Regions from separate parts of the Mus musculus genome. Here region 1 is linked to region 2. Evidence: chromatin loops called from intact Hi-C (ENCODE). Cell type or tissue: left cerebral cortex. All regions are shown on one strand. Each heading gives the region's core, and the rest is flanking DNA. Links, peaks and the distances in the headings are about the cores only. Region 1 holds the start of Kcnh7 (potassium voltage-gated channel, subfamily H (eag-related), member 7). Region 2 overlaps Kcnh7 (potassium voltage-gated channel, subfamily H (eag-related), member 7).

The links. Peaks named below come from ENCODE experiments on the same cell type or tissue, not always from the same donor. Only the 100,000 strongest peaks of a DNase experiment are listed, where the experiment ranks them.
Region 1: a loop joins it to region 2, with 9 times the contacts of the local background. A loop is called at or near these places in 2 of 42 quality-filtered maps.

The regions. Positions count from the first base shown.
Region 1 is chr2:63,174,765-63,187,043 of GRCm38, reverse strand. It overlaps Kcnh7 (potassium voltage-gated channel, subfamily H (eag-related), member 7), which reads left to right and starts at 2,757. Exons shown (of 16, transcript NM_133207.2): 1 at 2,757-3,042; 2 at 4,758-4,988. The coding sequence starts at 2,967. It overlaps Gm34110 (a long non-coding RNA gene), which reads right to left and starts at 3,341. Exons shown (of 3, transcript XR_866371.2): 1 at 2,742-3,341; 2 at 795-883. In left cerebral cortex, for the core only: no CTCF peak of the experiment used is centred there; DNase peaks (open chromatin) are centred at 4,873, 7,857, 8,706, 9,194 and 5 more places; H3K4me3 peaks cover 5,076 bases; H3K27ac peaks cover 6,607 bases.
Region 2 is chr2:62,916,428-62,928,706 of GRCm38, reverse strand. The region is part of intron 2 of Kcnh7 (potassium voltage-gated channel, subfamily H (eag-related), member 7); the gene reads left to right. Among named protein-coding and RNA genes, the nearest start is that of Gm52513, 46 kb to the left of the region's middle. In left cerebral cortex, for the core only: a CTCF peak has its summit at 3,174; DNase peaks (open chromatin) are centred at 3,197, 4,724 and 5,743; H3K27ac peaks cover 1,780 bases.

The sequences.
Region 1 (12,279 bases), core at 1,608-9,607, 260 kb before region 2:
ATAATCTTACTTATATATTACACGGGCTTTGGAAACTTATCATGTATTTCATTAACTAATCCTAATAGACACTCTGAGAGTTTTACCTAAAGAGAAAATATTCTAGAGAACAGAATTCCATTTTTCCTCTTGAAGAACATTCTATGATTTTACATAGCCTCATGAATAGAACTGATCTTTGTTAAATGTGTTGAAGACAATGTGAAGCCTATAATCTCACTTATATCTTACATGGGCTATGGAAACTTATCATGTATTTCATTAACTAATCCTAATAGATGCTCTGAGAGTTTTACCTAAAGAGAAAATATTCAATCATAAGCAGAAACATTACACAGTAAACTTCTGCATGTCAAATCTTCGTATCCTGTAGTAGAGAAAACGTTTGTTTTTACAAAATACAATGGGAATGGTTATTACCTTAAAGTGGTTCTCATTTTCTGAGCTGGCAAGTCATTTAAAATGTATTAGCCAGCCATGTTGCTTTGTTATAATTTGCTCTTGTATTATTGTGTCACGAAACCTTATAGGCAATGAAACTTTATACGGAAAACTTACAATCCACACACTGTATTCTTTTCTCCTCTGGAGTCCTTGATTTGGTGGGTAATGTGAACTTGAGTTTAGTTTAAAAGCTAAGTAAAATGGGAAGGTGTTTAAGAAATGTCTCAAAAATAGCAACTTGTGTTTTTCTAGGCATTTGGTGACTAAGATCAGGGTTTTGTGTCTTAACAGCCACTTGACTGAGTTTGCAGTTCCACTGTCATTGGTTGGCATCCTCAATGAATACTCACTAATGGCAGTCTAAGAATCAGCACCACGGATAGCTCCATACATTTTTAGCTTCTGAAACCAGGAATGGTTCTTGCAAGCACAGCTGCATCTAGGGAAGAAAAACACTAAATAATCTACCTACACGGAAAAAAGAAAAGAAACCATGTATCAGAAAAGTGTGTCCTCAATATTTCAATGGACACAACTGCACAGAGTCAAGAAAAATCAAGCTAATAACTAGAAAATTGAACTTTTCCAGGCACTGTCTTCCTTTGGATTTGTTTTCAATACTTTCAATGAAAACAGTTAGAATTTCTTCGGTTCTTGTTTTTATTTAGAATTTGGGGGTGTAGTTTTCTAAAATATAAAAAAGTGTTGTGTGAATCTCACAATATACCTTCTTTACCACAATATATGTTCACCCTCCTAAGTGAACATTGCCTCTTGTCACTTAGCCCCACTCTGATTATTTCACTTCATATTTGAGGTATAACTGAGATAATGTGAACCCTACTGATGTAGACAAAGCAGGACTATGGGCTGCACCCTGATCTATCAGCGACCCTCATCCATGCAGCTATATGTCCTTATGAAAGTCTGTGGGCCTTTATTGACAGCCAGAAACAAGAGATTTGTCTAAGTTCTCTTTTGCAGATTGAAATGGTGACCGAAAATACTTACAAAAAGGGGCGTGGATAGAGCTATTAAAGCTGACTACATAAATGAAGGGAGAGAAGTAAGAGGAGAGGAGAAGAAACCTGGAAAAATCTACTTTGAAAAGATGTTTCCTTAGCACAGCTTGCCTTAAGTCTCCAGGAACATATGAACCAAACAAAGTGCATGTATAATCAGGAAGAGATTCCCACATGGGAAGCCTCTGTGAAGCTAAAAGGAAGAGGTCTCAATGTTTCCCTTGGAACTCTGTCTTATGCAAGTACTCCCTTAGCAAAGGTGAGAAAACAGAAGGAATTTGGCTACTGGGTTTAGGAGGTAATTAACAAGGGAGGTCACTTGAAGGCAGGGAACTCCTAGCCCCACCCACCTTTTGTTCCTTCTCCCAGGCGCTCAGCCTCACCCTTTTCAAACTCTGGGCTTGTTTTGTACCATTTGCTTACACAATCTTTGGCCTTAACATCGTTCTGTCAACCTCTAGCACAAGGGAGACCCAGTCACCCTCATCATTGCAACTCCTCTGGGACTCCCTTGGGGAAACCCGGTATGCTCAGCGGTGCTTTGGATAGTCCTGGCTTTATTCAGAGACCACCCCTGAGGGTGTCAGGGTCAGAGCTGAACCCTGAAATTGTACCTGCACTCTTAGGTGGCTCATCTTCGATCTTCAGCATCCCGAGCGCCAGCAGAGCCTAGAAGCACTCATTAAAGGGCTGGGCTGGCTTCCCACCTGTCTTTTCTTTGCAACTGAGGGCGTGTTAGCTACCATAGTGTGAATCCCTTAAGGATGGAGCCCTGTGGCTAGTGGCCATGGAGATCACCTTCCCAGAGTAGCTGTTTTATCACTGAGTTTGGGAGATTTCTTGGCTGCCTTCCGATAAGGCACGCTTGAGTAACCCGAGCTCTGGCGGCGCCCAAGCTCCCAGGATAAAGGCTGTGTGTGTGTGTGTGTGTGTGTGTGTGTGTGTGTGTGTGTGTGTGTAGGGGGAGAGGGCGGGGACAGTAACGTCAACCCCCACCCTGCCTCCTTTTCTTTTTTCCCTTCCTGCAAAAGGCGCACAAGTCTTCCACCCTACCCCACCCCCGCCCACCAGCAATCCTTGGGGCTCTGGGCAACAGCCAGGTTAAGCCCATTTGCACTGAGAAATTGGCGCTGTTTGGGAGAAGAGAAACAGATCGATTGCCCTTGTGACTCCCCGCCCCGCCACCCCAGCCCAGCCCGCCCCCCGCGTTCCTCGGCCCTCCTCCGCCACCTCCCGCACCCCGCCTCCTCCCCTCCCCGCCCCCAAGCCTCTCACTCGACGCAGGCCGGTGCGAGGCCCCCTCCGGAAGGTGAGCGGGATGGATTGGACTTCGGCGGAGAACGCGGGTGTCTCGAAGTGGTGCTAATGGGAAGAGATTTCTGCTCCCCAAAGAAGATGCGCTGCCACAAAGAGCGGCTTGCGCGCCGGCCTGGGCTCTAGCCCGGGAGACATCCCGGGAGAACTCTGAGCTCGGAGCGCTCGGCGAAGACCCGGGGCAACATGCCTGTTCGCAGGGGGCATGTGGCACCGCAAAACACCTTCCTGGGGACCATCATACGGAAATTTGAAGGGCAGAGTAAGTTCGTTTGTTCTCTCCCTGTCGCTCGCTTTCTGCTTTGGTAGAGCACTTGGCGTCCGTCACTTCCAAGCTAGAGGGATGGACAACTCCAGGTTGTCAAGTTAGAGGCTGGGAAAGCCAGGCAGGCAGTTCAGATGGCAGCGGGGGTGTTCTAATATTAATTTGGATTTACATTTTATATTATGGACTCCATTGTACAAGGCAATTTGATCCTCCTCTCCCACTGCTCCATTATCTGCCTTGCTACTTCATGCCCTACTAGTCTACTACCTTAAAGGGAACGTGCTGGTAAAACATGGGCTTGTATTCTAAAGCTTTTTCTGTGGCAGACTTTGTAAAGTCAGGAGCAGAACCGACTATAGGCTGGAAACAAGAACATGTAAATGGTAGTGGCGATGCCAACAGCTATGCAAACTGTTTTCTGCTGGTAAACTGCTGGGCTGTGGAATGTCAAGGATGCTGTTTGCTTGATGTTAGTTGGCTCTTAAAACTGAACTTTGTACGGAAACTGAAAATAGACGCAAAAGAATAATTTGGTGAGCAGTGGACTGGTTTGAGTGCAAGCAGCTCACTACTGAAAAACCGTATTTGTGTCTCTTTGTCGCTCCCTAAATATAAGGTGTAGAAATTTAAAAATTGAAGGGCAGTCTGTAAATCCCACAGAGATTGAATGTAGAAAAAAAATTTCTGTACTCATGTAAGCAAGCCACCAGGAATTATTTTCTATAAATATAATAATTTAAAATCCTGTAGTTATCCATTTGTATTCTGCACTAAATCTACCTCAGCGTGCATTTATGTTGCATACATTATATGTTTCTCCAGTACTGCACTTAGTGATGTGAAGATCTGGTACCTGTGAACAACATTAACTTCTCTATTCTGTTCCATATTCTTTATGGAAATAGCAAATATAACTTGTTATCACACCTAATGTGACTTGAATTAAAATATCTATTACATAAAATTATAGCTTGTTCCAAACAGAAAGTTTAAAAACTGTTTTCTATCACTATTCAAACTGTATAGTGTGCATTTTCTTTTTATCTTTTGGAATTGAACATTATGAAAGTATGAAGGTTTATTTTATTTATTGTTAATAAATGTGGAGTCATTTCATTGCTAAAGATAAGTGTCTTAAAAAATATAAGCATGTATTTAAAAAAAAAGAAAACCATATGCCTTCCTTATAGAAATCAAGTAAAAGCAAATCTAAAAATAAGGTACTTTAAGATAGTTGCATTCTAAGGTCCAGTCAAAGTTGAAGTGAGAAACCTGGCAGTTACAGAATGTTTTAATTTTCTAATTTAAGAAATTTTTATCATTCAACTAAATGGCATTCTAGAATTATCCATTGGCAAACTGCTTGTCAGTGTGTCCACCAGGACCTCCTGGGACTCAAAGAGCTTGAGAACTAGGCAACTTGGAAATTTCTGTTCTTGCAATTGAAGAGAAATTGTCTTAATTTCTTGTATTAAATCACGTATTTCCACAGATCTCACACCTCAAGTTTGTATAGGGGTGTGTGTGTGTGTGTGTGTGTGTGTGTGTGTGTGTGTGATTTTTGTAATTCTCTTGGAAAGGTCTAAATGATTGGCATTTGGGGGAAGCCACTGTATTTCTGACCCTCGTTATGCAACAAATGGCTTTAGTGTTTGTGAGAACCTTTGGGAAGATTTTAAAAGAGATGTCCTACCATCTTCTTGTTGCAGATAAAAAATTTATCATTGCAAATGCCAGAGTGCAGAACTGTGCTATCATCTACTGCAATGATGGCTTCTGTGAGATGACGGGTTTCTCCAGGCCAGATGTCATGCAGAAGCCGTGTACCTGTGACTTTCTCCATGGGCCTGAGACCAAGAGGCATGATATTGCCCAGATTGCCCAGGCGCTGCTGGGGTCAGAGGAGAGGAAAGTGGAGGTCACCTACTATCACAAGAATGGTAATGTGGATCCAGCTAGGATTCCTTCTATTTGATTCCCTTGTAGTGAAATTCCGATTACCAAAAGTTCATATGCAGACGAAACCTCACATAATTAATTGTAGATGGAATTTTTTTTTACATGTAAAGTCTCAGTATCTGAGAAGTATGAATGTTCTTATTTGACCAGTGACAAAACTTCTTCTTTGTGTAAGCATACCTTGTTTGAACTCTGTAGAGGTGCAGTAACTTAATGTCACCAAGGACGAAAATGCCATAAGTCACCCCTGACACTTTTCAAGGGAGTGGTGTGAGAATTAGTAACTCACTGTTTGCATTTTTCATGCATAGTGTGAGTCGGTACATACTATCTGCCTGACATTGAATATATTACCACGGTCTTCATTAAAACAGTGTAATCTGAAATGAACATTGGTGCAGTGATAAGTGTATCTTGGCTTTTAAAGTGTTGGTTGTTGGTACTTTTGTGTCTTTCAACTGTTTTTAGAGAAGATTAGGTACAGTTTATAAAAACCTCTACAACTGAGTGACTAAACTTGGTTCCATGCAGTTGTTATAAAATAAGAGATGTAGAAGACATTACTTGTAAGAAATACAGAAAAGGAGCTCTGAATGTGCAGTTATTAATATTCACTTGTTAAGTTGTTAAGTTATTAGTATTAAAATTAAGACTAGTATTTCAAGCTCAAGGACACACTACTTTCTTATAGCCTTTCCCTGGGAACAATGTGCATGCATTTACATTGTAGCATACACATATGAATGTGCACATGCATGCATGCATGTGAACACACATATATATTCAGATATAAATAACTGAATATAAATAGGTTAGTCTATATGAATACTCACATAATTCACTTTAAAGCATAGTTGTAGTCTCACATCTACACATGTAAATTACCCATTTAGTAAAACATTTGTAGAAAACAAGTACATTGTAGGTTATTTTGCCAATATTGCATCATCTATTTTGCTGTTTTATTTACAAAAATTAATGAGGGTGAGGAGAATCTGCTCAGACTTTTAGAAAACCCTTAAGCTTGGCAATGCATGCTATCCTATAGGCTACACCGGATTATGACTTATTATTTGAAAACTACAGAGAAAAAAATAGCAAAAGAAAGGTTAATTCTTTGTCTTATTTTCTTGTAATTAAATGTTTCAAAGTAAGAAATGTACAGTTCTTAATTACTGGATTTTTCTCCATCCTATGAACTTGCACTTGAGTGGGAATTGCAATCGAGTATTACTGGAAAGGCAGGTTTGTATGACTTTATATTGCTCTGGAATGAAGGCAATTATATGATTATCAGAGAGCAAAGGAATTGAGCTGTAAGTTCTTCCCAGTTCACTCTTATTTTCCGCTCAGTAGCATTGTATATTATAAATAGCCCAATTGCTTCATTGTTAGAGATACTGCTTCACAGAGACTATCACAAAGCACTGCACCTTATCTCTTTTGCCTATTTTGTTCCAAGAAGTATGCCTTTTGAAATTTTAAGAATTTCTTTGAAATGTAGGTTATTTCTTCTCTAAATGTTCCAGAGGATGTTGACATGGTCTACATCATGGTTGTTTAAGGCTTGGCAGACATAATTGTTGTTATATTTTCAAGATTGCTTCAGAATGTTTTCATCTTTAAAAAAGTTAAAGTACTACTCTAGTTAAGCCAGTGAGCTGCTAAGCAAATTTTTGGTTTTAAATAACAATTCTATCTATTGTATTGAAACTAAAATGTGGAATTTTGGACACTCATCACTTCATTCACTATAACTGAAAAGATGAGCTCAGAACAATTTTCAAGAGGAAATTTATAGAGAAGCACAAACCTGTTGGTTACAAGCCTGCAGTAAAGTTGTCAGCGTATTGCCCATTGCAAATGTATGTCTGAATGCTTTGCTTAGCTATATGAATTTTGAGGGGGAGGGGAGAGAAGAGAGAGAGAGCGAGACAGAGAGACAGAGAGAGACAGAGAGAGGCAGAGAGAGACAGAGAGACTAGAGAGAATTTTGTACAAGGAACCTTTGGAAGTTTGTGGAAATATAGATATGTTATTTTTTCATACAAATTTTGTCTTTATTGATGTTTTCAGGTATGGCACGCTTCTAAGGAGTAGCGCCTCTTTAGAGTCAACAAGAAACTGTCTACTTAGCTTTAGTTAGTAGAGGAAATAAATAGATGAACTCACGGATTTTTCCCCCCAAGGAAAGGTTATTAACTCAGATCCCCTGGAAGACGGTTAAGATAGAGATATATTTCCCTTCTTGGGATCCAATAAACTAGTGGATGGCTTAATTTTGAGAGTTTGTTGGTTTATTCACACGACAGCTATAAAATCAGTAAAAGCTTATGAGACCCAAATGCTTTGATAGTCTCACCTCTTATTGACCTGCTGCAGGCCACTTTATATTTATAAAAGCAGACAGACAGAAGAAAAACACAACATAGAAATATTTTCATTGGTTTGTTTCTTAATGTTTCCTTAATGCCTTTTAACTAAGTTCATCTACTTCAATCACTTGTATTTTTGTTGTTTTTTTTTTATTCTTGATTCTATTCAGTAAATGCTTCCTATTTTATTAATTCAGCAATTCAGTCATATATATATATATATGTATCTCACGATGAGAAAGTGAGGAAGTGTTCCTATATTCTGTGCTTTCCATTCATTCATGATGGATCAACAAAATACGTTTAAGCATCAAAATATCTGAGGAGTGAACCATTATTTTTGAAAGCTTGCTTTTTGAAGTGCCTCATTGGCTTGCTGAGCAGGGGAAGCCAGAGCTGGTCCCAGTGGAAACACGACATGCCGCACAGTTCACTAAGAAGCAGTACTTCCTATCTTGCTCAGTATGTGACTGTTCTAGGTAGAGTAGAGATTGCTGTTTACCAGAATATCAATTCTTAAAAACCCACTTATCTGAAGTAGAAGCACTTGACAGCTCTTCCTTTGAGAATTCTATTTTACAGTTTAAGTCATTATTGCATAAATCATTCTTGGCAGCTCTGAATGTTGCTTGAGGTGATGAAGCTGTAAATCTTTTGACACGAAACTCTAATTATATAAAACTATAATTACACTGAGGCTTATATAAGGGTGGGCATGTATTTTAATATGGTGATACCTTCATGTTTAAAAAAAATACCTTAAAATGGGGTCGTGATTGGGATCTGGAAAACATTATTTATTCTCTTGTTTGTGGCTTGTAGGTGATGGAATAAGAAACATAAAACAATAGCTTAATCTGCTCTACTTTAATTTACTTGGTTATCTGAATTTTAGTGCACCCTATCATCAAAATAGCTTGTTGATCACCCTACAACCTTACTATATAAGTGTGTAGCACAAGTTTCTAAACAACTTTAAAAATGTGGAAAACCAAAGTAAACTTCAGTAAAAATAAGGGAGCATTATGATTTTAGCATTAAGATTCTAGACACAGTATAGTCTCAATTTTACCAACCAAGCAGTGTTACACGTAGTTGTCTTTCTATTCTTTGTGCTGCTTTTCAATAGCTAGAGAATAGAAAGTGGCTAAGGAGAGTCCTTAACCCATCAGCTCAGAGTACCAGAGGCAATGTATAATTCCACTAAAGTTGAAAATGGCCTTGGTTGGTTAACATTGGATTTCTTGTCCCTGCAAGCTATGCAGAAAGATCTAAAAGGCTTTGTTCTGCAGGTAAGAGTGAAGGCTCCTTCTGGGATTTACCTCTCTCTCCTAGGTGACATGTTAATTACAGGTACATACAGGGCAATGGTGGTCTATGTTTTGAGGTATACGACAGCACAACAAAAGTTCAAGTGCAATTTCTAAACCAAAGATGTTTACAGGAAGTTGTTTATAAACAAAGAGAAATGTAGAGAGGAACATTATGACATTTAGAGTCAGTTACTACTCTTTCTCTCTTCCCCAGCTTTAAAATAACTACTAATATAATCCTTTTACCACACTTTGTCACTTGCACATTATAATGACGTCTTAAGGAAGCAATGCGGTTTAGTTAAAATTTTAGTCATATGAAATAACTATTATAATACCTTTACATAAGCTTCATGCACATAATATATTCTGCTCTTCTAATTCTTGGATTGTGTAGTAGAGATGCAGATGGTGGTTTTAAATACAGAAATAGCAATATAGTTTGTGTGTGTGTGTGTGTGTGTGTGTGTGTGTGTGTGTGTGTGTGTTCAAGCAACAGGAAAGTTTTCCAAGGAGTGTGTTGCCTGTGATTTCTTTCACTTTCCCTCTCGACTTCTCCATACTTTATCCCATATGCGCATTGTTATATCTGAGATTCTAAAATTCATTTTCTTTCCCTAACATCTCATGCCTTCTGGAGTTTATACATGATCCATTGTATCTCTTAAGAAAATAACCATTCTGATAAAGTAGTCCTCCTACAACTGCAAAACTTCATTTCATTATTGTCTCATATGAAACCAAAAGGTCCTGAAGATTGGAGAGGTCTGATCTTAGCTTGATACTGTACTCTCCAGCTGTACACTCGTGATCACTGATGCCAAAAGGTACAATCTTTTCTGGTGGCTTAGGAAATGACTTCTTGGTTATTTTTATCGATTTCAAGGGACAGAATAGGATAGTCAGAATAGCTTGCTTTTCTGCTGAACTTGAAGGGGTTGTGTTTGCTCTGTTCTCTGTTTTGGTTATTTGTTATAAATAGGTACTGGGTCTGTTGCAGCCAGCTTCTGAGGGAATCTTAGGACAGTTGAGCTCATGGAGCTAGTGGGTATAGATAGTATGAAGCAGTGAGATGAGCTGTTCATCTTGCCATTTGATTCAGAAGCCAGAAAATCACTTCTAACTTTTTTCTCGTCTATCTACCTGGTCAAAAAATATTGCACAGTACTTCTCCTGCTTCTCCATTCACTGTCAAGTCCTTTGATTAAATTCTACATGACCCACTTTTGGAAGCATGGAAGTATTGTTTTCCGTCTCTGCAATCGGCTTCTCGCATTGCCATCAGAGGGCTCTTGCTAAAACATGAATCACACTGATGATTTAGTGAAACTAAGAATCACTGTAAGTGAATTTTATGCATTAAGTAAAGGGTACAATTCCATACAATATGTGCCCTACTAATCACCCTTTACAGAAAGAACACTGGGATGAGAGAGCCTGAGTCTGAGTCATTTGTCAGGTCCCAGTGTTCAAAATTGATGATGGGTCCCAAGTTCTTAGCAGCTTTTCCTCACTGCTCAATGCACCTATGCAAGGCCATGGGCTGCAAACTTATACTCTTTAAAACTCTCAGAATAAAGTTCAGCACTTCTATTCAGTGTTTTTGGTGGCCTTCAGAATCAAATTTACTTGGGTTTTCAAGTGGAAAATATTTACATAAAACAAGGTAATTTTTCATCTCTAATATCAAGGTTAACTTGCTCAAATTTACCTTCCTGTTACCTTAATTTCCTTTTCCCATATTAGAAAATAACATCTCTTTTTTAAACCTAGGTATCCTGGCCACAACACTATCTGTGACATGGCTTCTTGTCTGTACTGTGTTCAGAGAAGATCAGTTAATTGGGATAATTAGCAAGGTTGTTTCTCCTACAAATTTCATGCTTCAAACATATTTGATTATTGCAATGTGTGTATATATATATATACATATATATAATCATGTATATATAAACATATATTTGTAAGTTTCAATGTATCTATGTGTGTATGTATGTATGTATGTATGTATGTATGTATGTATGTACGTATGTACGTATCAAGGCTATCTATGTAAAATCCTCAGAAGATTTATTTTCTCTTTGGCCTTTTCCTCCACTTCTGACCTTCTGACCATCACAGATCTTCTGAAGAAGGAAGAAAAGACATTTTTCTGATGTAATTCCTGATTGCCTCCAGAGTTCACTCCATTGAATGTCTAGCTGTTTGGTTCTTGATTCCAGCCTGAATTCTGGAGTAGACTAAAAATTATGGTCAATACTATAAGTTATGGTCATTAAATGAATCTATTTTCTGAACACAAGCATAAAATATTAAGTCTCCTGATTTAAGGACTCAGAAATGTAGATCAATGCTGGCTACAAGTTTTGAGTTTAGTAAATGTGCTTTGAAGAATGAACATGGAATGCAAAATAATACCATAAATTTATAAAAGTTGAAAAATTGGTAGGGAAAGTGTGATGTTTTGGTTTATAAAAATCACATATAATCTTTAGGATAGTTTTATCCTTAGTTTATTAATGATCATTTATATATATATATATATGACATATATATATATTAGCTTGGTTAATATTTGATTTCTTTTTTTGTTTGTTTGAGATAGTATCTCTAATAACTACTTGTGTTACTCAATATTGGCATTTTATATGTGGTTTATCATTATCATTTAGTATTTTCTTTTTCATTTTCTTTTAAGACATGGTTTTACTCTGTAGCTCAGGCAGACCTGAAAATTGCTGTTTAGCCTGGCTGCCCTCAAATTTGAAATGTTCCTGCCTCAACTTCATGAGTGTTGAGACTGTGGAGGTATACCACTATACCCAGTTCTGCTCATCTTTTATTGAGATTGTTTAACAGTAATGACACGTTGGCGCTAATGTAATAATGACCAGATAAAGTCCAAAAAATAATTATTGTAAGTAATTAATTTTTAGTCAGATTATTATTTCCTCTTTCTTAACAATGATGTCTATATTTAGTAACAATGACAAATAAGAAATTTGCACTGCTGTAACAACGTATAAATTTAAATCACACCTACTTGGAAAACTCAATGTTAAATTCATACAAAGATTTATGAGTGAAAATTTTTTAAACGAGTTTCCATTTATCTTTCTTGCATACATTAACATTTTCTTTCTTCCTCTGAGAAATCTTTATTAACCCTATATTTGATTTCACATGCTGAAAGTTTATCTTTACTGATGCAAGGTTTCAAATGAATGCACAGTGGATGTGCTCGTCAGATGTCAATTCCAGGTGACCATCATAAATGGACTGAGGCCTTATACCAAAATCCAGTTTTTCATCAAAGAACTAATACTTATTGAACTGAATTTCTGTGTCTGGTATTTTATACAAGTTGCTTTATTGCTTTACCATGGAAATATTGTGAGTCAATAGTATCATATTATTCCATTCTCCAAATTAGTTCATTTGTAATTAAGAGAAGTTAAGCAAAGCATTAATGAGCACAGAGCAAGAGAGCATGAGAAATACAGTCTATCCTTGTCTTAGTTTATAGGCTTTATTATATTGTCTTCAAATGAGATGCTCTTATAGCCTACATGCATTTATTTTAG
Region 2 (12,279 bases), core at 2,325-10,324:
CATAGGGATGGATTCCGAGCTGAGTCACTGAGCATTAGATTGCAGAGTGAAGGCACTGTGAGTTCCTGACCTATTCCCACAAGGAAAAGGGAGAATAACAAGCCTCAGCCAAGCAATGGTAGCAGGAGGATCTCTAAAGGAAAACTGGCCTAGGCCTAAAGTTTATCCTTATTATGTCTCGCTACCAAAGTGACAATTGTTAATATACCACACTGCATTTGAGAATACAGAGTGAATCCTCCTGCTTTTCATTTATATTATTATAAAGGACTCCAGAACTTCCTCTTCTGACCTAAGAAATCCTGGCAGGTTGTAGTTTCTGTTCAAGAACAACAAATCTCAGTTTAACAATCCCATTTACCCGACTCCTAAGACCAGATGGAGTCACAGTCTATCTCAGCAGGGATACCCTTGACCTTTGGGTATCACCTTTCCCATAAATCTTAGACTGCAACGAGGAACATTGGTGTTTAGCCATGCTTACTCAGCCGTGCCTGTATCATCCTATAGCCCATCCAACCCATTTTGTTATACAATTGACTTGGGCTTTAAGATTCTCAGTCCTTCCAGGAGACACAATATTTATCATTTTCAAATGGAAAGCCTGAGAGGGCATGAGAGAGTCACACTCAGCAATTTAGTCTTTCAACATCGATGTATCTGTCCTACATTTCTCTAGCAAAGTTGAATCCCTTTATAATGGTAGTTTACTAGGCATCTCTCTTGGATATTTGTTTTATTAACTATAAATCAGACCAAGTCCCAGTAAATTAATGACAATCTATTGCCAGTTTCCCACTCACATTTGATATTGTAGATAGACTTCCAGGTGAATAATAGTCACTATATTCAACGTAGTGTCAGTCTAGTGATATAACAACCTAGTTATATAATAAATCTAGTGATTTATATTATGCAAATAAATTGTATCATGGGAAAATATTTTATTTAAATACATGTTGTAGATATCCAAAAAGAATTGGAAGTAAAACAAAACGTCCCATGGTTAGAAAGGACAGACAAGTCATGACCTGTAATGCCAGTCCTCCTAATGAGGTTAAAAAGTAAGCTCTGGCCTGCAAAGACCGTGTCCTAAATACCTTGACATTGGCTGTAATAAAATGATGGTTCTATTTTTTACTAAGCTGTTATAATAGTGATTGTTGTATTGTTCTGCTACTCATATATTTTGTGAAATTCTTAAAATAGCTATCCTTTGTTGTTGACTTATTGTAATTTCTTCCATCATTAATGGCCTTGAAAGTGTAGTTATTAGCAAAGTGAGTTGAGCAATTTGTCCTCCTGGAATTAGAACTCTTTTTAAAACCACAGTTTCAAAATTTGGACCAATGCATCGATTTGCTTCAATCTGTCAAAAATAATGGCAACCACTAATACTTCAAGTCAAATGGAAATTTTTCTGCTTAGGAAGTGTGCCCATACCCAGGGCTTGTCTAAAGCCTGCTGTCATAACTCGTCATAGTCGCACCTTATTGTCTGAAAGCTGGGAAAATTATGTTGCTTTGTTACCCTAAGTTTATTTGTATGAGGAAATCAGGATGGGTCTGTCTGTATTGCCCTTGGTTCACACTGGGAAACATTATGTGACACTTTTCCTTCTGATCTCCACCTCAGCGATGCACTCTTCCCATCCTGCTCAGCTGCACTCCCCCTGCATCATCACCTTTCGCAGAGTGCTTGGATATCTTCTTATTTTCTTTCTCTTAAACGAGTCATTTATTTCTTAATAGGTACACAGCATTTAAAAATATCTCGTAATTAGTAAGTATTGGGTTAAGTGGCAGCAAGCCAAATGCAAATGAATTAAACTGACTTGAACTTAATGGACTGTACTGTCCAAGGATGGGATAAGATGGAATCCGTGAGAAAAAAATGGAATCCTGTGTCTGATCTGTGACTTGTCCTTGTGGAACTCTGCTATTCATACTTACTGCGAGTCCTAAATTTGTTTCCATGTTTAAATTTTATTAAGCTTTTATTTATTTATTTTTATTTATTTATTTATTTATTTATTCTATGTATGTGAGTGCATCATTGCTGTCATTAGACACACCAGAAGAGGGCATCAGATCTCACTACAGATGGTTTTAGGTGCTAGGAATTGAACTCAGAACCTCTGGAAGAGCAGTCAGTGCTCTTAACTACTGAGCCATGTCTCTGGCCCCTAAGTTTTTATTTTATTTTTATTTTTAATCATCCTACTGCCCTATTAAAAAATATTTTCCTAAGGAATGAGAACTAGCTCTTATATTTCACCTTGTTGGAACTAAGTGAATATTATTTTTCCAAGACCTAGATTCTCGAACATCTTCTAAGTAATGGGCATGTATGTGAACCCTAAATAATTTAAACATGATACTCCTGCAAGAGAGAGCTCCAATAGCAACAAAGAGGCCATACTGACTATAGCCATGATGCCTCTAACGTGTCTAAGAAAGGCCGTAGAGCTTTATTTTCTAGAACTTTTCAAGAGACCAGACTGGAGGATGTGTGACCTGATCTACATTAAGTGTAGTTGAAGAAGGATGGTATGTAAACCCAGCTGTTCATCATGAAAGGGTTGGTAGCACTCCTTCAATCCAAAGAAAAGTTTTCCTTTGCCTATCAAGGAAACCATTTTTGTAAACCATTATCAGAACATGCTACATGGGAGAAATCACTGTGATCTCTACACTATTTTCCCCCAAAGGTCCACTTAACTGTCTTCCTGAAGACTGTATCCTGTCTGGTTGTTCTGTACCCTCCCTATCTACCTTGACCAAGGATCCTCAATAACTCACTGCCTCTGTGGTCATTTAAAGACACAGACCTTCAGGGAGACTTAAACCCCTGCCAGATATGCCCATTCTCTTCAATGCATGTCTTTCCTCTCTCCCTTTCCTTCTTAGAGGCAGGGCTAGTTATTCAACCATTACCTTTAAACTGTACCCCTATTGTTTCACTACACCAAGGAGTCTTCAGGGTTCTGTGCTGTAAGCAATATGTCAGACCCTAGGGAGACCGAAGAGTCTCCAAGCTCCAAATGGAAAGTGAGAAAATAAAACTTTGATATTGACACAGCAGAGGGTCAGGAAGGACACTCCCTCCTTGGAAATGAGATTGCTGTACTTTTCCCTACAAGCTGCCCTCAGCCAAGAAATACTTCATCTCCCTCTACAGGAACCAGAGTTGAATTCATCTGTGTTTAGCCTGGGACTCCTTTTCAATTTCTCAGGAATGGATGAAGATGCCTTCATCCTAGGAGGAAACCAAGGGAACAGTTTAAATAGTTGTGATTTTCACAGAGATAAGCTTTGCATCTGGGTCCTGAGAAGACACTCCTCCTACTTCATTCACTTCTCAGTCAGCACAAATAAGGTACACCTTGTCTCTCTACTAAAATTAACATGTTATTCTTAAGGATTCTCATAATCTTTATACATCTTAAGCTTAATCTATAAGCCTAGCATCCCCCACCCACACACACACACAAAGAGGTAAATCAAAAGCTTCGTGCATTTTTCTCTTTATCCTAAGCCAGGTTTCCTATTTGAATGGAATTATTTAGTTACTGAGTCATTCCAACTATAAAGCCTTCCGTAGACAGAAAACAACTTAAATTTTATTATGTTGCCATATCAAACAGTCTTATAAATCAGAATGAAATTCAATTTTTGTTTCTAGTAGAACTGTTAATATAATGTTAATAATAACAATTTGGTGATCCATTCTGCATAAATGCATTTGTTTAGCTAATGATATCAAAGAATGCTTACAAAAAGAGAAAACCCCATTCCTACCTAGAAGTTACTTTTCTGTTTTTATTTATAAGTATATGTAGCCCTACATTCAATTTTTACTACATTTATATATCCATGATTTTCTCTACATCCAGTCAAGTTTAGGCAAAAATCTACAAGGGGTGACATTTTTAGTTTCTTCTGTCGTTGTTATTTATCTGAATTTAGTTTTGGATTTCTTTCTTTCTTTTTTTAAGATTTATTTATTTATATGTAAGTACATTGTAGCTGACTCCAGAAGAGGGAGTCAGATCTCATTACAGATGGTTGTGAGCTACGATGTGGTTGCTGGGATTTGAACTCTGGACCTTCAGAAGAGCAGTCGGGTGCTCTTAACCACTGAGCCATCTCACCAGCCCTAGTTTTGGATTTCTAAACTCATAGCTACATTTTATTACCTAACCCTTTTAGGCACTGAAAGGATCTTCATTTGCCATCCATTCATGTCTAGTTTGTTATACATTATGTTGTTGAGGTCTCTCCAATATGTACAATGCACATTTGAAATTTTAAAATCCAAGTCTAAAACATTGTAAAATACTTTGAGATAATTTAAATCAAACATGTCTTGTATTGTTTGGATTTCTCTAAAGAAACAGAACTGAAAGAATGGGATGTATATTTGAAAGGCTGGCAGGATGCTACTGTCCAGGCAGTGCAACAGTGGCTGCCTCACTCTTGAAAGGCTGAGAATCTGGGGATTGTTTAGTCCAGGAGAACTCAGCAATACTAACCCAGACCTGAAGTCATAAAGAGTTCCTGGAGAGCTGCTAATTAGAATCCCTAACGATTTTGTTCTAATACTGGCAAATGAATGCCCCAGCACTGGGAGATAGGAGCATGCTAGTGAACGTGAAGGCAAGCAGACAAAAAGCCAAGTTTTCTTGTCCATTTCCATTTATCTGAGCTGTTACCAGAAGGTGCCACCCAGATTTAGAGTGAATCTTCCTACTTAAAATATTCTGAGCAAAAAGATTTCCCACAGGAGTGCCTAACAGCTTGTGGGGTTTTTTGTTCCCAGATGCAGTCAAGTCGGCAACCAAGATTAGCTATCGTATTATAATCCAATGATTTTTAAGAGATAGATAAATCTATTTGCCCTTCTAGAAAATGTTAACTTTATTTTCCCACTTAGTGCCCTATCAAAAATCGCACAGAGACACAGACATCACACACACACACTATACCCCCTCAAAGCTTCCCTCTTTTCAATTCATGGAAACTTTTCTAAAGGAAGGCAAATTATTTTACTCCAAGTTACAAATAATGAATATTCTCAGAGAGACTTAGCCAACAATTAGATTCACAGTAAGATAAAAAAAATTATTAAAAGAAGATATCTTCTGAGACTCTTTCCCTAAAGGAAAAGTTCAAAGCTGAGAAGCACTAATGAGATAATAGATACAAACTGAATCCTAGGAAGATATTATGAAACAGGTTTCCAGTGACAACTGTTTCACATCTAACCCTCTCCTCTGTACGAGTCTGATTTTTTTATTCTGATATTTACTGGAAAGAATCAGAGTCAGTAGCAGGTATAGCCAAGGGAAAACCTGGAGAAGTGACCAGCCAATGGTCGTGTGTTTTGGAAACCAGCAAAAACATGTTCTGAGCAAACTTTCTCAAACACATCATGTAGAGGAATTTTAATCTGGTAAAATGACTGCTCTGGCAAGAGATCACACCCAGACTATGATCGGGCTGGAATACAGAGGCACCCTTAGTACACACCTGTAATCCCTAACAATTAAGGTAAGGTAAATTTGAAGAAGAAAGCAGCTATGGTTGAAAGTGACATCTAATTAAGCAGCAAAGTGACAAATCAGAGAACGATTTGACAGGATGAGTCAGAGATAGAATATCCCTAACTCACAAAGAACAGCAGAAGGGAGAGAGGCTATTTAAGAACAACAAGAGAGAGAATCGGGGGTGTGTGGTGTGGGGTATGGTAGGTGAGTATGGCAGTTTTACTGGGACCATTTACAGAAACAAGTTCCAGAGAAAACAAGCTAGACCCAGGTGAAGACAGAGTGAGCCAGAGAATGAGAAGGAGCCTGAAGATTAGAACAGATTTCCAAAGTTCGTAAGAGGCTAGGCAGAGCAAGTCTAAAGCGGAGTGAAGCTGGATTGAATTGGCCAGCCTGGAAGATTAGATTGTATGGAGACTAGGAGCTTCCAGACATGGGCTTGGGGATGCTTATAACAGAGAAGAAAACACTCTGGGAGCAGGCAGAGCCATGTAGTCACATGGCTGGGTTATGCCTCTCATCCATCTCACCACTTCCTGTGGGGAAGTAAAGGCAAAATTTACAACGCCAGGCTGGACTTCATTGAGATGTGAGCCACAGCACAGGGGTGGGGCTTCATAGTCCTCAGGACTCAATTCTATTTGGAGAGCTATAAGTTTTGATAAGGATGCATTAGCTCAGTTGCTTAGGAACTCATGGCTTATAAGTAGATGATTGGGTTTCACTATGTTCTATTTCTTCAGCGATAAAATGAAATGAGTAATGCCTATATGGAAAGACTCTGGCACTATTAAATATAACTTATGTGGAACTTGTGAAAAGATCTAGCTAAGAACAGTCCTTTAATGAAAGGGCTCTAATAACTTGCTGAGTATTATGGAGTCTTCTCTATGAAAAGGAAACAAAAATGCTCATATAATCTTTGTAGCTTGTAAAGCAGTTTCCTCCCAGATCTTTCTTTTCTAAGTCTGTGATGGTGAGGGAAGGAATACATTCCATGCTCTCAATATTACAGGAGTAACTAAAATTAGGTTAGGTGCCTTCTCTGAAGTTTCAAGGTAAAAAGGAAACTAACAGGAAAGAAGCTGGATACAGAGCTCGACGTTCGACCCTCAAGGTCTTTCATCCAAGACCCACAATCCATTGGCAGCTCCACCTAGACCAGCTCCAGAGTAGCAGTGTGCAAACAAGCAACCTTCAACATGTCTTCAGCATCATTTGCACATGACTCCCCTGCTTTCTTCCTGTGCCTATCCAACTGAAAACAGATATTCATGACTGGATGGTTCCCAGGAAGTTCAGGAAAAGTAGGTAGTGCATTTCCCTACTTGACCAAGTTTCAATTTTCCATGCCTCCAGCAGATGTGATTAAGTTGTTTTTCATAACTCTTCTGCACATTTCTCTGCAAACCTCTCTCTTGCTCACAGTGTGTTTTTGGTCATCATCATTGCCCTTGTTAGCTCAAAATCCTACTCACTACTATTTTTAGCCTCTCATAAAAACAAGCAAAATCAAAAACAGAATTATAGAAACAGTAGACATAGTTCTATAGTTGTGAAGATATTTTAGAAAGGGAAGGGAGTATTTACAGATTAAAATAAATAAATAAGCCAAGAAGCATACACTTGCTGATATGAGACCCTCAACACATATACAGCAGAGGACTACCAGGTCTGGACTCAGACAAGATGCACCTAACCCTCAAGAGACTGGCGGCCCCAGGGAGTGGGGAGGTCTGGTGGCGAAGGAGGTGATGAGTGTGTGGACATCCTCATGAAGACAGGGGAGGAGGTATGGGATGTGGAACAGTCAGAGGGTGGATGAAGAGGTGGATATAATCTGGACTGTAAAAAACAGATTAAATAAAATTTTAAAAAATTTTAATTGTCCTACCAAAAATAAATAAATAAAAATAAAATAAAATTAACTCAAAAAAAATGAAAAAGAAAATAAAGTGAGTAAAAAAAGTTTAAAAATGTATAAGAGGAAGCAGTGATTAGCTTCTCTGGCTGCCCCACCTGCACCGCCTCTATGCAAGGAGACTACTTCAGACCAACATTCTTTTTTTTTTAATTAGGTATTTATTTCATTTACATTTCCAATGCTATCCCAAAAGTCCCCCATACCCTCCCCCACCCACTCCCACTTCTTGGCCCTGGCATTCCCCTGTACTGAGGCATATAAAGTTTGCATGACCAATGGGCCTCTCTTTCCACTGATGGCCAACTACGCCATCTTCTGATACATATGCAGCTAGAGACACAAGCTTCAGGGGGTACTGGTTAGTTCATATTATTGTTCCACCTATAGGGTTGCAGATCCCCTCAGTTCCTTGGGTACTTTCTCTAGTTCCTCCATTGGGGGCCCTGTGCAAATGGTTTAAACTTATTAATCTTGGTCTTTTTGAATTTAAAGAAATCTCATCTCCTTCCTTATCAATACCCTTAGAGTCCAAACTTTTCCAGATGAGAAATCAAAAGGTAAAAAGATAACAGGGTAGACATATTTCTAAAAATTTTAAAGAATAGCAATTAATCTTCTTGCACCAATATTCCCTAATAACAGTGTTAAAGAAAATCTTTAGCCAACTGAATGCTACTAAAGCTATAAGAAAAATTCTGTGAGGTAGTTTAAATTCCTCACATCAGTTTAAATTTCCAGTTACTTGGTAGACAGCCATGATCTCTTAAGCAAAGAAAGAATGATACGCCATTAGAAAAAAAAAATGTACTTTTTGCTAAGGACAGACCTCTTTCAACACTCTAGGGTTTAGTTTTTTAAAAAAAAAACAAATAATATGATTATAAAAGGTGATTCTTCATGACAGAACACATTCCCCTCAAGAGATTTAGTTATCAGAAAGAATCATTCATAATTTTTAAAGCACTGAAAAAAATAATTGTTTGGTTCAAATTAATTTTACAGTTCTTTGGTTGAGGGTTTGATTATAAAATGTCTCTGTGATCTAAGTCTGAAAATAATTGGAAGGTAGTTATTTTTTTAAAGAGGAATTTTAGTTTTCTTCATTGATATAGTTTTCATGTTTCAACTCACAAAAACACAAGTTTCTAATTTCCAAGGTAAAATTATTTATTCTAACCAATTAAAAAATAAGTTCATTGTCTTAAAAATAAATACAGACAGTCTGGAGAGCTGGTTCAGTATTTAGGAGCCCATGTTGCTCTTCCAGAGGACCCTAATCTACAATTCCAGCTCCAGAGATAAGGTCCATTATTCTCTTCTCTTCTCTGCAGGCACCACACTCACATGTAAATCCCACATAGGCATAACATTGCACTCAAAAATAATAAAATAATTTTAAAACAATAAGTAACAATAGTGGAAGAGATGTTGGCAATGCCATTGGGATGTGGTGTGGCATCATAGCTCTATGCAGTATGGTTGGGCAGCTTGCAGTACCTGAGATGTGAAAATTGTGATTATCCCCTGATAAAGAGTCTCAGCTTTCAAATGAACCAACCTGGCTTAACATAACAGTATAGCTATAATATGCAAGAAATGTGTCCACAGGCAACAGCTGGCTGTCCAGGATCGCATCTGGAACAATAGATCCAACTGGGGTCAGCAAGATGACTCAACAGGCAGATGAGCACTATTTCAGGAGTCCCAGCAGGCAGTAGACAGGTCACATAAATGCAAATCTGTGGACAAGAAGCAGATCTCCCAGAAGTCAGATACAAGGATTCACTTCCCCTGTGGGAAACTGAAACAGCCAAGCAGAGATGAAAGCAATTTATAAAACACTGAAATGTAAACAATAAAACAATCAAATAAACATAGGAAGTTAAAAAGGCAGGAGCCTGATTAGGTTTCCTAACCCAGGAGCAAAATCAAAGCAGATGCGATTTGACTCACATACCTGTAAATTTTACATGCTCTTACATCTCCATGCCTGCAACATTACCAGTTCTGATTACCAGCTCAGGTTCTCTGCTAAGTGACTTGGTGTCTGCACAGAGGCAATCACAGGTAGGAATGCCCCAGTTTTCCTACAATTCTGAAAAATCTGTAAAGTAAACGTGGTAATATCCAGCAACCAGTTCAATGAGCGATTGATTAAAAACCAATCAACTAAAATAAAAGTCAAGAAACTGTAATTATCATCTACTTGAGCATAGGAATGCTGTGTGAAATATGCCTACCTGATCATGGGGAAAACAATTCCCCATGTATAACTGTGTAAACCCAGCCTGATGATACTTTACACAGGAGAGATCATGGCTGAATTCCTGAAGACCGACTTTGGGTCATGGATGTTACAATGTGTTGATTGTGAAGTCTCAGCCACTATGGATGTGCATAACATTAGAATGAGCCCACGTGTTTGTTTCAGTTCCAGCCATCCATACTTTCATTCCAGATCTCCAAGAGGTAAACATTGATAATGTGCCCAAAGATTTTTCATCTACATCTTGCACAGTGTATTCATAACATTGAACACTTAAATTTAGAAAACACAAAGAGCATTTTGCTCTCTGTCTCTGAAGAAAGTCATTATAACTTATTAAGTAAACAGCTTACATTTCAAGTGTATTCGTACAATTAAGAGACCACCACAATGGAATAATTACAGCTCTACTGAACCAACTGTCTAGTAGCTGTGTGATGGAGCCTTTGTTCCTTTATTTATTTTACAAAGAAGAAGAAATTAAGAAATCAAAAATTAACCATGCTAAAGTTAAAGAGAGACAGGAACAATAATGAAAAAAGCCTTTCAAATGTCAATTTGACCAATGAAAATTCAAAATACAGTCTAAGTTCTGCCAGTCACCTGTGCATTATATTAAACATCCATACCTATAAATCTTTCACAGACTTTGAATTATCCACTGAAAAACATAAATATCCACCTTTTAGAAACACAATTACACTGATATTATGCTGTATGAAATGATCAACAAATGTGAAATTAAATGCGTGTTTTAGGATAGTTAATACCAATATCTAGCACAAATTTAAAATTCTTTGGAAATTATCCACTTAGAAACAATAATTTTGTTCATAATTTGAATGAATAAAAGACTACAATGAACAACTCTGTCTATTCTGTCCTTTTTATAACAAATCCATGAATTTCTGCCACCGATCCTCTGGAATCTTCTTTGGCTAGTGAGCATATGCAGCAATGTATTTGCACATGTGCTAATCTATGAGCCAAGTTTCTCCTGGTGTTTGCCATGAAGTGTTGAAAATTATCAGCTTTCTACCTATTGAATACAAAACAGTATTTCCACAAAACAAATACACTTTATTGATCATAAAAAACCTGGATAAGTCCTATAAATTGATATAAGAGTCATTTAGCTTTAATTTAGATTTACGCAATATAAATAACAAAGGAAACAAACATAGTCAGTGTCCCTTGTGGCTTGACTTAAACAATATTCACTGTAGAATATAAAAAATTATATTTTATAACAAAATGAAATTTCTATCCATCATGAGACAATTTACTATGTAGCTTGATATTTTCTAAAGTGTTTCTATTTAGATCGCAATGCCTGCTTTTCAGAGGATGGCCTAGTTGGTCATCAATGGGAGAAGAGGCCCTTGGTCCTGTGAAGGCTCTATGCCCCAGTGTAGGGGAATGCCAGGGCCAGGAAGAGGGAGTGGGTGGGTGGTGAGCAGGGGGAGGGGGCAGGAGATAGGGGTTTTCAGAGGGGAAACTAGGAATGGGGATAACGTTTGAAATGTAAATAAATAAAGAAAATATTCAATAAAAAAAGAAAGAAAACAAGGGATTCGTGTCTGTTTTACTTAATTTTTTAAATTGTATTACATTTTATTTGGTGTGAGAGTGTGTGTGTGTGTGAGAGAGAGAGAGAGAGACAGAGAGAGACAGAGAGACAGAGACATAGAGACAGAGACAGAGAGACAGAGACAGAGACAGAGACAGACAGAGAGACAGAGACAGACAGAGACAGAGAATGTGCATGTGGAGGTCAGGGAACAGCAAATATGAATCAACCTCTTCTTTGACCTTGTACTTCGCCAGGATAGGACTTGGACCCTTATGCTTGGCTGCAGGTGTCCTTTTCCCATGTACTTCACAGAGAAAACACTCAAATCCTTAGACTTGGCTACACATGTTCTTTTACCAAAAAGCTTCATCTCGTCAACTTGCTCCCATAATGCCACAGTTGCTGTGGGTCTTTCAAATTGTGTTACATTGTATTTGGTGTGTGTGAGTGCATGTGTGCGTGCACACATGTGCGTGTATATGCGTGTGTGTGTGTGTGTGTGTGTGTGTGTGTGTGTGTGTGTGTGTGTGTGTCATAATGTGCATGTGGAGGTCAGTGAACAGATTTGTGGGGCTAGGAGAGGATGTTTTCAACACTCTTTTTGGGCTGTGAATCCTATGAACTGTTGTAAGAACTGGCATGGAGAAATATGCCATTGGTAGAAGAATGCTGCAGATGATCTGGGATAACCAGCAGCTTTCTGATTGGATGTCAGACCCTCCCCACAGGGACAAACCTGTGCTTCCTGTAGTAAACATGTTCCAGAACCCAAGCATATGAAACTCACAGGCTCCAGAGGTGAACCTATGACTGTTATTCTGGGATATCAATCTGCTCTTTAAGTTTGCATGTGTATAACTGGGCATTAGAAGAGCATGCAAAGCCCCTTAAGGAATTTCTTACTTTAGTGAACCGTGGTTAGTGCAGAATCTCATAACTAGTCAAAGGGTAGATAACAAGTACTTATA